Regions from separate parts of the Mus musculus genome. Here region 1 is linked to region 2. A link is a contact called in ENCODE Hi-C data. All regions are on one chromosome and are shown on one strand. Each heading gives the region's core, a stretch centred on a gene start or an enhancer-like site at or near the end of the contact. The rest is flanking DNA. Distances are from core to core; before and after follow the strand shown. Region 1 holds the start of Amfr (autocrine motility factor receptor). Region 2 holds the start of Defa23 (defensin, alpha, 23).

Region 1 (4,096 bases), core at 1,228-3,727, about 73 Mb before region 2:
ACAGTTGCAACACAGTTGTGTTAACTACCTGTTGTTCCTATCATTAAGGACTGTTTCTTCATCTGCAGGGTTACAAGTGGGAGCTACTTTGATCTGGCTTCTGGTTAAGACTTTAGAGGAGATGCTAGAGAGATGGCTCAGCAGTTAAGAGCTCTGGCTACTCAGAAGACCCAGGTTTAATTCTCAGCACCCACATGGCAACACACAATTGCCTGTGATTGCAGTTTCAGAGGATCTGAGACCTGGTAGGTAGGTGTGATACGCATACGTGTGATACACCAGGGTACATGTGATACACATTAGCTTGTGCAGGCACACACAAATTCACATAATCTTTAAAAGGACTGTAGAGTTTATCCTTCTTGCACTGGCCTGTGGCATGCTCCAAAGTCCTAGCTTCCTGGGAGATTGAGCCAAGCTGATTGTTTAAAGCCCAGGAGTTCAAGACTATCAAGACCCTGTCTTCAAAGTAAAGCTTCCAGTAGTGCAGCAGAGAGGAGAGGGAGGGAGGGAAGGAGGGAAGGAGGAGGAAAAGGGTTCGGGAAACAGAAGGTGTTTGCTTGGGTGTGGTGGTTCATGCCCTCCATTCTCTAACCCTAACAGGAGTTTCAGTAGGGGAATTGCCGAGAGCTGGAGGCCAGACTGGGTTAGACTGAGAACAAGCATCTCAAACAGGTCCTCGAAGGAAGGATGACATGCAGAGCACTTTCTTGAGGGTAAAGGAATAGAACAATGACTGTTCTCTTTCAAAACAGAAGCCATCCAAAATCTTTGGCCTTATCTTAAAGTGTAGCTGAGCTGGGTTAATTTCATCTGTTACAGATGCTGGATTTTCAGAGAGCCCACGCTTCTGAGATGAAAGAAGGCAGCTTTGTTATCATCAATATGAAAGGACAAGTTTGGTATCTAATACTGCTGGGTTGTAGCTTACATTGAGTGTGCATCACAAATGAATGGTTTAAAAATCATCGTGACTCAGATCTGACCTTGTAAAAATCTCTCTGGAAAATTACCACCCAAGTTTTTTTCAGAATAAAGATTTCCATTATTTGGACAATAGTGTTCCGGCTTGGTATTTTATTTTTACATTTAGTTATGTGTGGGGGAGACACAGATATGGAAGTCCGAGGACAACTTGGGGGAGTTATGAGAATCAAACTCCAGTTTGTAGCAAATGGTTCATCTCACAAGCCATGTTGCAAATGACTGGGAACGAACCAAAGGGAACTATATTGTACAAAGACTCATGATGAGATGTTTTTAAGAATTATAACAGTGGTTAATTTTCAGATTTAAAAGATCTATAGAAATATTTGGCATGAAAAAATACTACAAAGACAATTTCTCCACATTAGAAAATTTGGAAAATTCAAAGCTGTTTACAGAGCTACATTCTGGGATAGGCACTAACACATGGCTCGGGGATATAATAATTAAAAACTGTACCCTATGTTATCTTATGTAATTCACATAGATATAACCTGCTGTTTATAGTGTACAATTCAGTGACTTTGAGTGTATTCATAGTTGTATAACAGCAACTTTAGAAATTCTCACTTCAGGAAACTAGTACCCCAACCTGTCACTTCTTTAGCTGTCACCTCCAGTTCTTTCAAACTCCCCTTCTACTCTACATTGCATGCATTTGTCTTATCAGCGTGGTCACACAGAATTTAGATATCTGTGTGTGGCTTGATTCAGACATCGTCAACATTCTCTGATATTGTAGCATTATCTGTACTTTATTTTCAAACGCTATAATTCGAGGTTTGCCTCTCTGGTTTTTAGGAGTAGTGCTACTGTCAGCCTCAATGTAGGGACTTTGTGTGGGTGTCTGTTTTCATTTCTCTTGGATGTTTACTTAACAAGCAGTGTAACTGCCAGGACGAAGGTCACCCTTTGGTTTACCTTTTAGGAACAGGTATTTTCCAAGAAACTAAGCAGCATTTGACATTCTTACTTGTAGCTAAGAGGGAACAGATTTTTATTTCTGGTTAAATTGGTTCCTCCGTTTTAAAAATATTCTATCTCAAGGCTTCTCTTATTTCCTAAGCATCATGTCGCTTCTTTAGGACACCAAGGAAGCCTCTAGTCTACAGGGTGGTGGGATGGCGGGTTTACCAGCTTTGGCGGGGAGGAACAAGCGACAAGTGGCCAGGGGCAGGGGTCCCGCACCCTCACCCTGCCGCCTGACCACGCACACAGGCCTGCCGTCATTGCCTACGGGCCAGGCTCACCCCAGAGCCCGGCTCGGGTGCGCTCGTGGCTTCAGTGGGCCCAGGGTCGCCAAGGATGCTGCAGGGGGCCGGGACGCGGGGCCCCAGGCCGGGTCCTGTGCTCTCGGGGTTGCAGAGCGCCGGCTGTGGGCGGGGGACGAAGGCCGCGCCCCCGCGCCCGTCCCGCCCGCGTCCCGCTAGGGGCGGCGGCCCGCCCCGAGTCCGCCGAGGCTCTTCCGCGCCGGCAGGGGCAGCAGCGGGAGCGGCGCGGGGCGGAGCGGCGCGAGCAGCTAGGAGCGGCCCGGCTCGGCCCGGCGCAGCGGCGGCGGCAGCGGCAGCGGCAGCGACGCCAGAGCCCGTGGGCGCCTTTCGCAAGGCCGCCGCAGGCGCCTGGCCGCAGCGCGGGAAGCCTCGGGGGCCGGAGCCCGTCGCTGCCGCCATGCCGCTGCTCTTCCTCGAGCGCTTCCCGTGGCCCAGCCTCCGCACCTACACGGGCCTCAGCGGCCTGGCCTTGCTGGGCACCATCGTCAGCGCCTACCGCGCCCTCAGTCAGCCGGAGGACGGCTCGGGTGAGCCGGAGCCGCTAACGGCCCCACTGCAGCCCGAGGCGCGCCTGACCGCCGGCGGCCCCCGGGCCCGCGACGTGGCCCAGTACCTGCTGTCGGACAGCCTGTTCGTGTGGGTGAGCGAGGCTGCGGGCCGGGCGCGGGGGCGGGCGGCCGGGCGGGAGCCGCCATGTCACCCATTATCCGCAGGGGGGCGTGGCCGGGCCCTGACCCCGGCCTCCTCGGCCCGGGGACCGCGGCCCTCGCGTGGGGCTCGAGGCCCAGCGGCGCTGCGAGCGTGGCGGGCCGCGGAGAGAAGGTGTCGGGATGCCGGGGAGAACAGTCGAGGCAAGGGCGGTCGGACCCGCGGGCTCCAGGGCGGCGGGGTGCGGCGACCCGAGGCTGTGAGAAGCCGCGACACGTCCGGTTTAGCTCGGCGTTGTTGGGGGCGGCTCGCCGACGAAGAGAAGGCCGAAGTTAGGGGGACATTTTACTCTTCGCCAGACAACTTCGAAATGGTGCTATTTGTCAATGCGTTAGTCCCGATGGGCGCTATTTAACGAAGCAAACAGACCAGCTACGTCCTTTTATCTCACCCCCAACCACCCCCCGCGATGGTTTGTGACTGTTCCCTTTTTGACAGAAAGCAGCAAAACACTTTCGGGTCGGTGTGGCAGCCCCTCCTTTGAACGCGATTCCTCCGTTTAGCGATCCATTTTGAAACAAGGGTTCTAGTTTGTCTGCCGGTGCGAGATAAGCAATGTCCACATGCCACAAGTACTGGCTTCGTTTGTTACATCATTTTAGGCTGGGCAGATCTGAGAAAATTTTGCTCTCACCTTGCACTTGAGTGCCTCTTCTATGAACCCTCAGAAATAGGAAAAGTTGCTCCCGGATTTAAAAAATTGTCACTTGGATTTCCTGTGGCTTGGTGGGGATCGTATCTCCCCACACGGCGCCTAGAGAAGGCTGTAAATGACTGAGGGGTTAATGTTATAAGTTTGTAGAACTATAATGCAACTCATTTGTTGTAATTATTCCCACTGTGCTTCATCAGGAAGCAGCGGGATTTGTGAACTTCGTGGGCTGCAGATGACGCCTCCTGGTCCTTTGGTGCATAGTTTCATAGAAGGCAGTGAAGGGCAAAGTTCCCCTTTCTCTACTCCTAAGAAAAGATGAACTGTTCGTCTTTAGGGTAAACAACTTAGAATTATTATGTTGGGAGTGCTTTTGACAAGGGTGAAGACTATAGTGTATGTAGTCGTTGATACCTTGTTTTAAGCTGGAACCATTATTCTATTACTAGAACAGCCAATAGTATTGTTTAATGTTTTT
Region 2 (4,171 bases), core at 625-3,124:
TGAATGCCCGCAACTATATTTTATGTGAACCCACACCATCTGTGCTACTAGAACCTGCAATCTGGAGGTCACCATAACTGTTGTCCTTTCATTTAGGACATGGTTTTCCCTGAAGGAGTGTGTGATGATTTAGAATCTGACTCTTAGCACCCTGTACCATGACTGGAGGCCCCTGCTTCAACAACTGCCTAACAAATTCTTTATCTTGCATATCTCTTCCATGCTGCATTAAACCCTTCAAAGCTGCAGGGTAAGTCACTTGAGTGTATCTTATAGAGCACACTGCAGTCATTAGACATGTACACTTTTTGTATATAAATACATTTTCTGTATAGAAACTGTATTTTGTCCTATACAACTTTGGACACTACAGATTACATGCAGATCATAGTGTGGGATGCCCTGATTTTCATCCTACCCATTCTGCCCTGACTAACTTTTTTTAATATTGATAAAATTTGTCTCCACAGAGCCAAATGTAACCCTCGGTTTATAAGCCATAATTCAGGTCTGGTTCATTAAAATTTACACACTTTTTAAGGACACTGTAGCTTTAAAAAAAATCATTTTAGTACTCTGTAAACCTGAAACCCAAAGTGTTAGTTTTTCTTAACATATAGGCAATGTCTTTTGAGAGTGAGTCAAGACTACCTAAAGGCAGAGTCAAAAATCAGGAGCAGCATATGTGAGGATCATGAGCATTCTGAACTTTCTATTCATTTTATGTCTGAACCTGGAGTCCTCCTTAAATTGATATTAATTAGAGCCAGTATCTTGCAAGTAAAAACTTATAGTATTCATTCATCTGCAAAGGTTTCTTGAAGGTTGCGGTACTTTATATACAGATCCTTGACTGAGCCTTGTAGCATATATTGAAAGAATGTGAACACAAAGGAAGCATATTGCGAACAATTTATTGAGAAGTGGTCATCAGGCACCAGCATCAGTGGCCTCAGTACTCATGCTCGTCTTGTCCTCTGTGGTCTCCATGTTCAGCGACAGCAGAGCGTGTATATTAAATGACCCTTTCTGCAGGTCCCATTCATGCGTTCTCTTCTTTTGCAGCCTCTTGTTCTACAATAGCATACCAGATCTCTCAACGCTGGAGACACAAAAAGAATCAGGCATTATGATTTGAGGTTGGCAGCATGTAATAGTATATGATCCTGTGGGGATCTGTGATACAGCATGACTGTGCTGTTTTGGCCACAATACAGCCTTCAGCAAGGATATCTCAACCAATAACACACTTCAGGGGTGTTGGTCATGCACTTGAGAGCCATTCTGAGGTGTCTTTAATTTCTGTGTTCCTTTTGTCACGATGTAGACACTTTATTATACTTTTAAATTGATTCAATGTTGCTTTACATAAAGAAAGATTTCTACTAATACCCAAGACTAATCCTATTCTATATGCATCTAATCAGAGTATTGGAGTTCTGTGAGTGTTGAAATTCCCATGTATATCATTTTACAGTAAAAACTTATGAGAAAGATACTCAATTAGAGTTGCTTTACTCTCGCTCTTAGTGTTATGAATATAAAAGGAATTAAAATCGTATTGCCAGAGAGCCACATTACTCTACCAGGACTCTAGGGCTCATCTCCATCCCTTCCCCAGGAGGATGCAAGCATCCATCACACAGGACACCAATACTCACATTCCTCTTGAAGAGAAGAGCCTTCTGGGTCTCCAAAAGAGACAGACACAGCCTGGTCCTCTTTCCCTGGCTGCTCCTCAGTTTTAGTCTCTTCATCTGTGTTTTGGATAGGATCAGCCTGGACCTGGAAGGCCAGCAGGATGAGGGCAGAGAGGAGGACTAGTGTCTTCATGGCTGGGAGTCACCTGGAGGATTGGTGAGCAGGAGCCCAATGTGTGGAGAGTGAATATTCAGCCTGCATTTATAGGGCAGAGAAAGGCCTACACCTAGAGAAGGCACTCTTTGATGGGAAGTTGGAGAGGCTGTTAACCTCAAGTTCCCTTTGATGTTCCTTTGTCCTCAAGGCTGCCACCATCGTGTTGCACTGTGTGTTCTGTGACAAAACCCCACTGATAATGATGAAGGGGCCCTGCAGTCTTCTCCCATTTCCCATCTGCTTGAGCATTTACCTCTTATTTGTCAGAGAAGAAAACAGCTGGGCACTGCCTAATTTGATAAGCTCAAGAAACAAAAGATTTTTATGTTCTGGACTTGGAGCCTATACTTCTCAGAAAGTGTGGATCAGACCTTGACCAGGTAGACTGGAGAGTCACTTCTTTGCATGATTCAGGTATTATCCATCATCCTCCTGAGGGGTAACATTGTGAACCCCCTACTTGAGGCCATTATAGAGAAAGTAAGATGGCCTCATTGTGCCCCTAGTGAATTGCATTTAAGAGACAGAGTTTGTAAGAACGAAGCTAGAGTGAGTTGTTCTGTAGAAGCCAAAGTGTCAGAACACATCGCACAAGAGTGTGGTCCAGGAGCATCTCCATGCTTGGGACCCTTAAGGAATGTGTCATTCTACATGCTTGAGATTCTGCAGTGTTTTTATTTTCAGAAAATGAGTACTGATCTACAGGAAATGACATGCACAACGTAGAGAGGTTCATAAGCTAGTACCCAATCTTAAGAAGTGTCATCTCGTCATACATGACCACTGTTCTCTATGTGTTTCATCCCATTTCTCACACTACATACACACCAAAGCGTACAGAACTTCCTGCTGTTCTCAGTTACTGTCTGGATTTGTCCTATCACAAGTGCAACTCATATTTACATGTAAATTAATACTATTCATTTGTTAAAATATTTCTATGTAAAGTTCAGTATGATAGCTAAGCAGCAAGAATACTATTTTACACACATATAAAACTTCACAAGCTTGTATCCTTGGTCCCTCACAGACCAATCTACCCAGGAGAGTTCACAGACAGCAGAAGCAACATAGCTTCTGAGACAGGCCAACTTTCCTGCCTTGGTCTTCCGCCAGGAGGCAGAACTGAGCTCCAGACCTCTGTGCACCTTTTCTGCACCTTTTCTGCAAGAAGAGAGCTTGCCTGCAGATAGTACTGAGACTCAGGAGGGAGTTGGACTTGCAGAAGTGCTGAGAGAGGTTAACAGAATCAGAGAAGGAAAAAAGTCCAGCCAGAGAGAGCTATCAAGATGAATGCTAGAGATTAACAGATGGTGAGAGGCCAATGTAAGAATCTTACTAACAGAAACCAAGACAACTCACCATCATCAGAAGCAAGCACTCCCACCTTAGCAGGTCCTGGATACTCCAACATATCCCATGCAAAATTTGGAGTTAAAATTGTATATCTTGATGCTGGTAAAGATTTTAAGAGAGAAATTAAGAACTCCCTTTAATGAAACACAGAAGAACACGGCTGAACAGATAGAAGGCCTTAAAGAGGAAGCACAAAAATCCTTCAAAGAAATATAGGAAAACACTGCTAAACAAACAGAAGCCCTTAAAGAAGAAACACAAAAATTCCTTAAAGAATTACAGAAAAACTAAACAGGTGATGGAATTGAACAAAACCATCCAAGATCAAAAAGGGGAAGTAGTAATAAAGAAAACCCAAAGGGAGACAACTCTGCTGATAGAAACTTTAGGAAAGAAATCAGAATCCATAGATATGAGCATCAGCAACAGAATACAAGAGATGGAAAAAAACATTTCAGATGCAGAAGATTCCAAAGAAAACATTGGCACAACAACCAAAGAAAATGCAAAATGCAAGAAATACCTAAACCAAAACATCCAGGAAATCCAGGAACCAATGAGAAGAAGACCAAACCTACGAATAAAAGGCATAGATGAGAATGAAGATTTTCAACGTAACGGGTCAGCAAAATTATAGAAGAAAACTATCCTAACCTAAAGAAAGAGATGTCCATGAGCATAGAAAAAGTCTACAGCACTCCAAATAGTCTGGACCAGAAAAAAATTCCTCCCAACAGAAAATAATCAGAGTAACAAATGCACTAAATGAAGATAGAATATTAAAAGCAGTAAGGAAAAAAGGTCAAGTAACATATAAAGGCAGGCCTATTAGAATTACTCCAGTCTTCTCACCATAGTCTATGAAAGCCAGAAGATCCTGGACAGATATTATACAGACCCTAAGAGAACACATATGCCAGCCCAGGCTACTATACCCAGCAAAACTCTCAACTATCAT

The links. Hi-C counts contacts between places; a loop is a spot of excess contacts on that map.
Region 1: a map of T-helper 1 cell shows a loop between it and region 2 (2074-fold over the local background). The contact joins the promoter of Amfr here to the promoter of Defa23 in region 2. A Hi-C loop is called at or near these places in 4 of 37 maps with a recorded cell type or tissue (T-helper 1 cell, T-helper 17 cell and regulatory T cell).

What each region holds. Positions count from the first base shown.
Region 1 is chr8:94,011,021-94,015,116 of GRCm38, reverse strand. Amfr (autocrine motility factor receptor) reads left to right here and starts at 2,477. Exons shown (of 14, transcript NM_011787.2): 1 at 2,477-2,898. The coding sequence starts at 2,656.
Region 2 is chr8:21,052,743-21,056,913 of GRCm38, reverse strand. Defa23 (defensin, alpha, 23) reads right to left here and starts at 1,874. Exons shown (of 2, transcript NM_001012307.2): 1 at 1,662-1,874; 2 at 898-1,102. The coding sequence starts at 1,833. The coding sequence ends at 993.